2 separate regions of the Homo sapiens genome follow, and region 1 is linked to region 2. Evidence: read pairs that join two places in POLR2A ChIA-PET (ENCODE). Cell type or tissue: HepG2. All regions are shown on one strand. Each heading gives the region's core, and the rest is flanking DNA. Links, peaks and the distances in the headings are about the cores only. Region 1 has its middle 22 kb from the start of SLC23A2. Region 2 overlaps TMEM230 (transmembrane protein 230).

The links. ChIA-PET counts read pairs that join two places held together with the same protein. Peaks named below come from ENCODE experiments on the same cell type or tissue, not always from the same donor. Only the 100,000 strongest peaks of a DNase experiment are listed, where the experiment ranks them.
Region 1: POLR2A ChIA-PET joins it to region 2 with 5 read pairs; 8 of 35 experiments call an interaction of 5 or more read pairs at or near these places.

Annotation. Positions count from the first base shown.
Region 1 is chr20:5,020,513-5,025,893 of GRCh38, forward strand. No RefSeq gene overlaps it. Among named protein-coding and RNA genes, the nearest start is that of SLC23A2, 22 kb to the left of the region's middle. In HepG2, for the core only: no CTCF peak of the experiment used is centred there; DNase peaks (open chromatin) are centred at 2,879 and 4,669.
Region 2 is chr20:5,097,939-5,103,319 of GRCh38, forward strand. TMEM230 (transmembrane protein 230) reads right to left here. Exons shown (of 4, transcript NM_001009925.2): 4 at 1,912-2,993. The coding sequence ends at 2,853. It also overlaps the pseudogene RNA5SP474. Among named protein-coding and RNA genes, the nearest start is that of TMEM230, 12 kb to the right of the region's middle. In HepG2, for the core only: a CTCF peak has its summit at 2,993 (motif pointing left); a DNase peak (open chromatin) is centred at 2,993.

The sequences.
Region 1 (5,381 bases), core at 317-5,316, 77 kb before region 2:
GAAAAAACACCCTCTACTCCTTTGATTCAACAATATCAATAATTTCCCCATTTTATTAACAGATACTATTTACTGATGCCATCAATGTTGGCAGAGCGCTTACTTCCAGTTGGGGACCGTGCTAAGCCCGGTGGTACCTAAAGTCCTTGCTCTTTAGGAGGTTGCAATTAAAATAGAGTTAGGGACAAGTCAACAAATACAAAAGAGAGATCATTGCAAATTGTGACTTAGGAATCAAATGGAGCAGGATGGCAGTGAATACAGGTGGGTACCATGTTTGGTGAAGCATCAGGGAAGGCCTCTCTAAGGAGGCACCTTGGTCCTGGGACCAAGAAGAGGCAGGTGTGCAAAGACCTTGAAACAGAGCAGAGGGAAGCATGAGTCAGAAAGCCCTAAGGAGGAAACGCAAGGTTCCCAGCCCGGTGCCATGTGCTTTACACAAAACTTTTCCTTTTCCTGCTAGTAAATCCCGTCCTTTCCGGGAGTTAATACTCCCTTTCAATCTTGGCTCCTCTCTGCTTCCTGCAGGTGGGGCACCACAGTAGCTGCCCAGAGCCTGGGAGGGTCAGCCATAACCCAGCTCCGAAGGTACAATAACCACCCTTTTTTGAGTGTTACTATACTCAAACATAGAGCATGAGTGTTACTACACTCAAACATAGAGCACGAAGGCCTTAGGCCAACAAGAAGTTGTGGCCAGTGGGTCAAAGCCCAAGAACAGTCTTCAATACTATTAATATTTAATTTTTTTGTTGAAGCTCAATTTATGCATCTGGATGAATTTCTATCCCTGTATACACCCATGAGACCACCACCGTGTTCAACATATAGTGTTTCCATCACTCGAGAAATTTTCCTCATGCCTCTTCCCAGTTAGTACCCTCCTGAGAAGGTGGTCATTTTTTTTTTTACACTTTTCTCCATAGTTTTGTGTTTGTTTGTTTGTTTGTTTTGAGACAGAGTATCACTCCGTCACCCGTGGGCAGATCACGAGGTCAGGAGTTCAAGACCAGCCTGGCTAACATGGTGAAACCCCGTCTCTACTAAAAATACAAAAATTAACTGGGGCTGGGTGAGGTGGCTCAGGCCTGTAATCCCAGCACTTTGGGAGGCCAAGGTGGGTGGATCACGAGGTCAGGAGATGGAGACCATCCTGGCCAACATGGTGAAACCCCATCTCTACTAAAAAAATACAAAAATTAGCTGGGCGTGGTGGTGCATGCGCCTTTAGTCCCAGCTACTCGGGAGGGCGAGGCAGGAGAATCGCTTGAACCCAGGAGGCAGAGGTTGCAGTGACCCAAGATCATGCCATTGCATTCCAGCCTGGGCAACAGACCCAGATTCTGTCTCAAAAAATAAAATTAAATTAAAAAAAGAACAAAGACATTCTCCTATGCAACGGCAGTATCACACACAGGAAATTTATCATTGTTAAATTAGCACTGGTCTCTAATATTCAGTCTACATTCAAATTTCTCCAATTGTCCCAATAATGTCCTTTGTAGATTTTTTTCTTTTCTTTTCTTTTTTTTTTTTTTTTGAGACGGACTCTTGCTCTGTCGCCCAGGCTGGAGTGCAGTGGCGCAATTTGGGCTCACTGCAAGCTCCGCCTCCCGGGTTCATGCCATTCTCCTGCCTCACCCTCCCAAGTAGCTGGGACTACAGGTGTCCGCCACCATGCCCGGCTAATTTTTTGTATTTTTAGTAGAGACAGGGTTTCACCGTGTTAGCCAGGATGGTCTCGATCTCCTGACCTTGTGATCTGCCCACCCGGGCCTCCCAAAGTGCTGGGATTACAGGTGTGAGCCACCGTGCCTGGCCGATTTGTTTTCTTTTTGGTCCTGAGTCCAATCAAAGATCGCCTGTTACATTTAGTTGCTATGTCTCTTTAATATCTTTTAATCTGGGCAGTTTCCTTACCTCTCTTTTTTTTTTTTTTTTTTTTTTTTTTTTTTTTGAGACAGGATCTTGCTCTGTTGCCCTGGTTGGAGTTCAGTGGTGCAATTTTGGCTCACTGCAACCTCTGCCTCCCAGGCTCAAGTGATTCTCCTACCTCAGCCTCCCAAGTAGCTGGGACCACAAGCACACGTGCCACCATGCCTAGCTAATTTTGTGTTTTTTGTAGAGATGAGGTTTTGCCAAATTGCCCAGGCTGGTCTGGAACTCATGAGGTCAGCCTGCCTCAGCCTCTCGAAGTGCTGGGGTTACAGGCATGAGCCACCATGCCAGGCCACCTCTTTTTGATGTTGATGTGTCTGAAAACTCCAGGTAACTTATTCTGCAGAATGTCGTTCAATTTGGGTTTGTTAATGTTTACTCATCATGATCTAGATTAAATATTTATGACAGGAATCAAGGATGTGATGTCATATCCTTCCCAGTGAATCGTATCAGGAAAAATTATTGTTGTTTTGTTTCATTATTATTATTTTAGAGACAGGGTCTCTCTCTGTCACTCAAGCTAGGTTGCAGTGGCACAGTCACAACTCACTGCAATGTGTATGTTGTTCGTTTGTTTCTTTGTCTTATTTATTCATCTTTTTTTTTTTTTTTTTTTGGAGACAGAGTCTCACTCTGTTGCCCAGGCTGGAGTGCAGTGGTGCGATCTCAGCTCACTGCAACCTCCACTTCCCAGGTTCAAGCGATTCTCCTGCCTCAGCCTCCCAGTAGCTGGGATTACAGGTGCGTGCCACCATGCCCAGCTAATTTTTGTATTTTTACTAGAGATGGGGTTTTGCCATGTTGGCCAGTCTGGTCTTACTGACTTCAGGTGATCCGCCCACCTCAACCTACCAAAGTGTTAGGATTACAGGCGTGAGCCACTGCGCCCAGGCTTTATCTTTATTTATTTATTTTTAGAGATGGGGTCTGACTCACCCAGGCTGGCCTTGAACTCCTGGGCTCAAGCAATCCTCCTGCCTAGGCCTCCCAAAGTGCTGGATTACAGGAATGAGCCACCACACCCTGCTTTGTCTCATTATTGATGATGCAAGGCAATTACTTTTTTTATTTTGATAAGATATATCATTTTAACCTTTTTTTTTTTTTTTTTGAGACTGAGTTTCACTCTTGTTGCCAGGCTAGAGTGCAGTGGCGCGATCTCGGCTCACTGCAACCTCCACCTCCCAGGTTTAAGCGATTCTCCTGCCTCAGTCTCCCGAGTAGCTGGGATTACAGGCACCCATCACCATGCCCAACTAATTTTTTGTATTTTAAGTAGAAACCAGGTTTCTCCATGTTGTACGGGCTGGTCTTGAACTCCTGGCCTCAGGCGATCCACCTGCCTCGGCCTCCCAAAGTGCTGGGACTACAGGCATGAGCCACCGTGCCCGGCCCATTTTAACTATTTTTAAATGTACAGTTCTGTGGTGTTAAGAACATTCACATTGTGATGCAACAATCACCACCATCCATCTCCAGAACACGTTCATCTTCCCCAGCTGAAATTCTACCCATGACACATTAACTCCCCATGTTCTCTCCCCACCAGTCCCTGGCAAGCCCCTTCTACTGTCTCTATGAATTTGATGACTCTAGGCACCTCATACAAGTGGAATCATATAATATTTGTCTTTTTGTAAATGGATGATTTCACTTAGCGCAACGTCCTCAAGCTTCATCTGTATTGGAGCACGTTCCTTGCCTTTTAAGGCTGAATAATATTCCACTGTATGCATATATCATATTTCATCAATGTGTCCATCGATGGACACTTGGGTTGCTGTCACCCCTTGGCTATGCTGCTGTGAATGTGGGTGTACGCATATCTCTGAAAGACCTTGTTTTCACTTTTTTGGGGCATGTACCCAGAAGTGGAATTGCTGACTCATATAGCAGTTCTATATTTAGATTTTTGAGGAATTGCCGTACCATTTTCTGCAGCAGCTGCACCATTTTATGTTCCCATCAGCAATGCACAAGGGGTTCAATTTCTCCCCATTCTTGCCAACACTTATTTTTCTATTTTCTATAATAGCTAGCCTAGTGTGTGTGAAGTAGCATCTCATTGTGGTTTTGATTTGAATTTCCCTAATGATTAGTAACGATGACCATCTCCTTATGTGCTTGTTGTCCATTTCTGTATCTTCTTCTTTTTTTTTTTTTTTTTTTTAATTTTGAGACAGGGTCTCACTTTGTCGCCCAGGCTAGAGTGCAGTGGTTTGATCTCGGCTCATTGCAACCTCTGCCTCCAGGGTTCAAGAGATTCTCCCACCTCAGCCTCCCTGGTAGCTGGGACTATAGGCATGCGCCACCATGCCCAGCTAATTTTTGTATTTTTAGTAGAGACAGGGTTTCACCATGTTGGGCAGGCTGGTTTCGAACTCCTGACCTCAAGTGATCTGCCCGCCTTGGCCTCCCAGAGTGCTGGGATTATAGGCATGAGCCACCGTGCCCAGCCATTTTTCTATCTTCTTTAAAGAAACACTGGCCAGGCACGGTGGCTCACACATGTAATCCCAGCACTTTGGGAGGCTGAGGCAGGCAGATTGCTTGAGCCCAGGAGGTTTGAGACTAGCCTTGGTAACGCGGTGAAACTTCTTCTCTATACAAAATACAAAAACTAGCTGGGTGTAGTGTGTGCCTGAAGTCCCAGCTACTAGGGAAGCTGAGATGGGAGGACTGGTTGAGTCCGGGAGATAGAGGCTGCAGCAAGCTGTGATTGCGCCACTGTACTCCAGCCTGGGTGACAGAGTGAGGCCTTGTCTCAAAATAAATAAATAAATAAAAATAAAGAAACATCTGTTCAAGGCTTTGCTTTTTTTTTTTTTTTTTTTTTTTTGAGACTGGCCTGGCCTTGTTGTGTTGCCCAGGCTGGCCTCAAACTCCTGGGCTCAAGCAATCCTCAGCTTCCCAAGTAGGTGGGACTACAGGCGCATACCACCATGCCTGGCTTCTTTTCTTTGTCTACTTTTGAATTGGATTGTTTGTTTGGTTGTTGAATTGTAGGATTTCTTTATATATACTGGATATTAATATTTTATCAAATACATGTTTTGCAACTATTTTCTTCCATTCTGTGAGTTGTCTTTTCACTGTCTTGTCTCTTGTTGTGTGGTTTTAAAAATTTTTTTAGGCCGGACACGGTGGTTCACACCTGTAATCCCAGAATTTTGGGAGGCCGAGGCGTGCAAATCACAAGGTCAGGAGTTCGAAACCAGCCTGGACAACATGGTGAAACCCCATCTACTAAAAATACAAAAAATTAGCTGGGTGTAGTGGCGGGCACCTGTAATCCCAGCTACCTGGGAGACTGAGGCAGGAGAATTGCTTGAACCCAGGAGGCGGAGCTTGCAGTGAGCCGAGATCACACTGCTGCACTCCAGCTCGGGCGACAGAGTGAGACTCCGTCTCAAAAAAAAAAAATGTTTTTTAGAGACGGA
Region 2 (5,381 bases), core at 303-5,302:
TTCCTACCTAAGAATCTTATCTAACTCAGGATTTTTTTTTTTTTTTTTTTTTTTTTTGAGACGGAGTCTGGCTTTGTTGCCCAGGCTGGAGTGCAGTGGTGCGATCTTGGCTCACCGCAACCTTAGCCTGCCGGGTTCAAGCAATTCTCCTGCCTTAGCCTCCCAAGTAGCTGGGATTACAGGCATGTGTCACCACGCCCAACTAATTTTGTATTTTTAGTAGAGATGGGGTTTCTCCATGTTGGTCAGGACGGTCAAACTCCCAAACTCAGGTGATCCGCCCGCCTCGGGCTCCCAAAGTGCGGGGATTACAGGCATGAGCCACTGTGCCCGGCTAACTCAGGATTTTTCTAAGGATTAAAATGAGATATGTAATGAAAGTATTTGGCAGAATATCTGGCAAAGGGGTCAAGAAATGTTCAACATTATTATGGAGGTTTAGATCTTTTCTCCCGTCCGAGTACTAACCAGGCCTGACCCGGATTAGCTTCCAAGATCAGATGAGGTCGGGAGCATTCAGGGTAGTATGGCCGTAGAGGTTTAGGTCTTTTCTATAAAACACCAAATAATACAACTATGGTCAAAACACAGAAGTTGCAGGGAGTCTGATTTTGGCTTCATAAATGATACTTCTGTAACAATGCCAGCTGGAATGAGATTACAAGTGTGAATGTTCAAACAGAGCAGCAAAGGTCATTCCTCAGGGGACTCTGGAGGAGATTCCTACCCCAGGTAGGAAGTTGGTTGATTTCTGCTCTGATCCTATGACTACTAAATGCATAGTATGAAAAACTACACTTATAATGTGCATTAACAAGAATATGACTGATCTCCATGGATATGGAAAGATATACAAAATAGAATTGGGGGGGGGAAATTATAGAACCATACAATGGGAGCCCAAGTTTTAAAAACCAGATATATATTTATGTGCTTAGAGCATTTCAGGAAGGGTATATTAAGAAATTTATTTGGAAAATCTTGAGAGGTAAGCTGGAGTGAATGTACACTCTCCACTCCATGCCCAAATGTTTACTTTTCACTTTATACCCTTCTGTTTATTTTTTTGACCAGCAGCATCAACTTTTTAAAAAAGGACCAAATAGGCCAGGCTCAGTAGCTCATGCCTATAATCCCAACACTTTGGGAGGCAAAGGTGGGAAGATCACTTGAGCCCAGGAATTCAAGGCTGCAGTGAGAAATGACTGTGCCACTGCACTCCAGCCTGGGCAGTAGAGCAAGACTCTGTCTCAAAATAAATAAATAAATAAATAAATAAATAAATAAATAAATAAATCAATCAATCAATAATAAATAAAAAAACCAAATCATTTGGTTGGCCAAAACCTTCTGATCTGAGCTTTGCTCGGCAACCACTCTCCAAGATAAAGCTTTATGTATCACCTCACATATTCACTGTCAAGGCTCAGGCACTCTAGATTACTGGACTCCCCAGTCAACATTCCCATTACCAAAAGTCCCTAATCTTGGAGGCTGCTTCAGGTCACCCTCTCTTTGTCCCTCACTTCCTGAGTTTTTTTTTTTTCCTCCAACTATACTCACTCTACTGGTGATCTCAAACAGCCCTCTAGCTTTTAAGATACTGTCCAAATGCTGACTCCCAAATTTCTATTTCCATCCAAGACCCACTCTTAAACTCTAGACACACACATGCATCGCAACTGCCTCCTCAACAGCTCCACTTGGATATTGAGTAGACATCTAAAACTTGCTCTTCCCACAGCCTTGCAACTCAGCTGATGGCATGTCCAGGCTTCCAGTTGCCCAAGTCCATAACCTCAGAGTTAGGGAAAGTTGAGTGTGACCCACAATGCCAGCTACCTAGAAACTAAGGTAGATCTAGGTACTGGGATTAAAGATATCATAAAATCATTAAAATGTTTTCTGAAATGTTTGAAGTTAACTCATTTTATTTCTAGGATTTGGATTTCAACATTTTAATTTCTTTGGAATATAAGTCACTTTTTGCAAGCTAAAAAATAGAATCAAACTAAGGTGATCTAGTCCTCTAGGCATCCAGGCTGATCCTTGGAATCATGAGCAGAATGATGACATACTACAAGGTGCTAGCAATACGGCTATAAACTCTAAATAATAACCACTACATGTTTCATTAGGAAACAGCCAAAAGTCCGGCCGTTAAAGGAATAATCTGCAGAACATCTTGATTTACAAGGGACAAAATGATGCAAATTATATGCTGTCCAACCTACTGGTGAACTGGATCAGAATGGTCCAAGGACTGTTAAACAGAGGAAGTATTTACATTTTGAAAACTTGCTCTGCAGGATAAAAAAATTCCTGGTTGCTGTCAGTAAGAAAGCAAGTAAAAAAAATATTACAGATGAACTCACTGATCTTTGATTTTACTAAGGTCTTCCACTGGAACATGAAGGTAGGGATAAGTGTACAGGATAATATACTCAGATATTTTTAAAATAAATTACTTAATAATAAGAAATTAGCCATACCACATTGTTCCATTTGCTACAAGAACAAATTGGCAATGAAGACTATTTAAAAGAAATGCTCAGCTCTACAGAGGGTGGTGGCAGGCAACACTTTTCCATTACAGAATAACCTCTATTCTTCCATGATACATATTCCTGTGGAAAAACTTGTCAGGGCCCAGGGATGAAAAATAGAGCTTGTCCTAATTAGCTAACTGTAGGTTCACTTAACATCTTTGGGAAGGACCCAAAAAATCTGGCCATTATTTTCTTAAACATCTGCAAGCTGCAGAATTCCTTAGTCCTCAGCTATAGTTTCTGCTAGATATCTTAAAGCTGGGACAGTTCCACTGTGACTCCTCCTCAGCTATGGGGTGGGTGCTAGTCATCAAAGTCTGGAATGTCATCATAGGAGTAACCACGGTAGCCTTTGGATGCATAGTAAGCGATGCGCAGGTGGTAAAATCCGGGTAGGAACACCAGAATGCCAATGATCAGCACTGGAACGGCCCGGTCTGCCCCCTGGTGGCAGAAGGAGGCAAACACATTAGTACCGTAAGAGTTACACATTTTAAAATAAAACGTCACAGACCTAATCCTTAGATCAGTATTTTATACTCTTCAGTACTTTTTCTTTGAGTTGTATACCACCAAGGGAAAAGGTTTCCTCCTGATTATAAATTGAAGACAAACTACAAAATATTAACAATTATAAAGAAAAAAATGACCCATTCTCATCCAGATATTTTGGCTTCTTTTCCTTTTTTTAAAGCTCTTAGTTGTGAACACACCATACTCTGTGTCCTGTGGCCAATATTATTAAAACCTTTTCATACATTTAAACTGTAAGGATGTGTAACATTCCACCGAAATGGACATACTACAGTTTTACCTAACTGCCCCACATACAGCTGCTGGACACTTTGGTTGTTTTTCACCTTTTGTAATTGTACAGATACCACTACAATAAACTCTGTGTTTTTCTCAGCCTTTCAGGTTTTCTTTTCTTTCTCTTTTTTCTTTTTTTTTGAGGTAAGAGTCTTGCTCTGTTGCTCGGGCTGGAGTACAGTGGTGTGATTACAGCTCACTGCAACCTCGACTTCCCAGGCTCAAGTGATCCTCCCACCTCAGCCTCCAAGTAGCTGGAGTTACAGGTGTCAGTCACCATACCTGGCTCATTTTGTACATTTGTTTGTTTGGTAGAGATGAGGTCTCGCTATGTTGCCCAGGCTGGTCTCGAACTCTGGGGCTCAAGCAATCCTCCTGCCTCAGCCTCCCAAAATGCTAGAATTATAGGCTTGAGCCACTGCACCTGGCTGGCTGTGTTCCCTGTTGTGTGTTAATTATAGTCAGAATTGGTTCAAGACAACTTGGACACTGTGTATGTGGGGACAGCCCATGAGAAAGAACCACCAACTACTTTAGGTTTCTAAGGTTTCATATTGAAGCTCAACAGGAACTCCAACCAAACCTACTGTAAGAAGGAACTGACTTACGAGGCACAGTGACCCCACACATATAACAGAATTGCTATTTCTCTCCAAATACTGACAGTATGTCCATGGCACTGCACAGCTACAATGACAGCATGCTGCTCCAGCTACAGCCCTTTACCAATCAGGACTCCTGTATGCCAGGCTCAGCCATGTTGTTCCAAACTATGACAGGGCAAACTGTCTAATATCTCAGAGGCCAAGTTTGCCTACCTGCCACCACCTCCCCTATAGGAACTATGGAAGTTTACTGTTGCTCAAAGGAAGAAAAACATGTTTTGCCAACAGAGAACAAAATGTAAAAGAAAATCTTTTTGGTTTTTCTGCTGGAATCTGCTGTACCAGACATGAATATAAAAACAAAGATTGAACAATGAAAAAAATCTAAAACCTGAATAGACAAAGAGTAATGAGATTAAGGCCATAATAAAAAGTCTCTTAGCAGAGAGAAGCCTGGGACTAGATGGTTTCGCTGCTGAATTATACCAGTTAAAGAATTAATACTTGGCTGGGCATGGTGGTTCACTCCTGTAATCCCAGCACTTTGGGAGGCCAAGGCAGGCAGATCGCTTGAGCTCAGGATTTCAAGACCAGCCTGGTCAACATGGTAAAATCCTGTCTTGACAAAAAATACAAAAATTAGATGGGCATGGTGGTATATGCCTGTGGTCCCAGTTGCTAGTGAGGCTGAGGTGGCAGGATCACATAAGCCGGGGAGGCAAAGGTTGCAGTGAGCTGAGATCGCACCACTGCACTACACCTGCATGACAGATGAGACCCTGTCTCAAAAAAAAAAAAAAAAAAAAAGAATACTAATCCTACTGAAACTATTCTGAACAGACATGGAGAGAATACTTCCAAACTGATTCTACTAGGCCAGTTTTACCCTGATACCAAAACTAGGCAAAGACACATCGAAAAAACAAAAATAGGCCAATATCCCTGATGAACATTGATGCAAAAATCCTCAATAAGGAGGATAATACTAGCAAACTGAATTCAACAATACATTAAAAAGATCATTCATCAGGACCAAGTGGGATTTATCCCAGAGAGGCAAGGATGGTTCAACTTATACAAACCAATCAATGTGATAAAATCGTATCAGCAGAATGAAGGACAAAAACCATATGATTATTTCAATCGATGCTAGAAAAGCATTTGATAAAATTCTACATCCACCGGGTGTGGTGGCTCACGCCTGTAATCCCAGTACTTTGGGAGGCTAGGGTGGGCCTCACACTGACCATAATTAACACACAACGGGAAACATAGTCAGAGGGGTGCAGTGGCTAAAGCCTGTAATTCCAGCACTTTGGGAGGCTGAGGCAGGAGGATTGCTTGAGCCTAGGAGTTTAAGACCAGCCTGGGCAACATAATGAGATCTCATCTCTACCAAACAAACAAAAAAATTAGC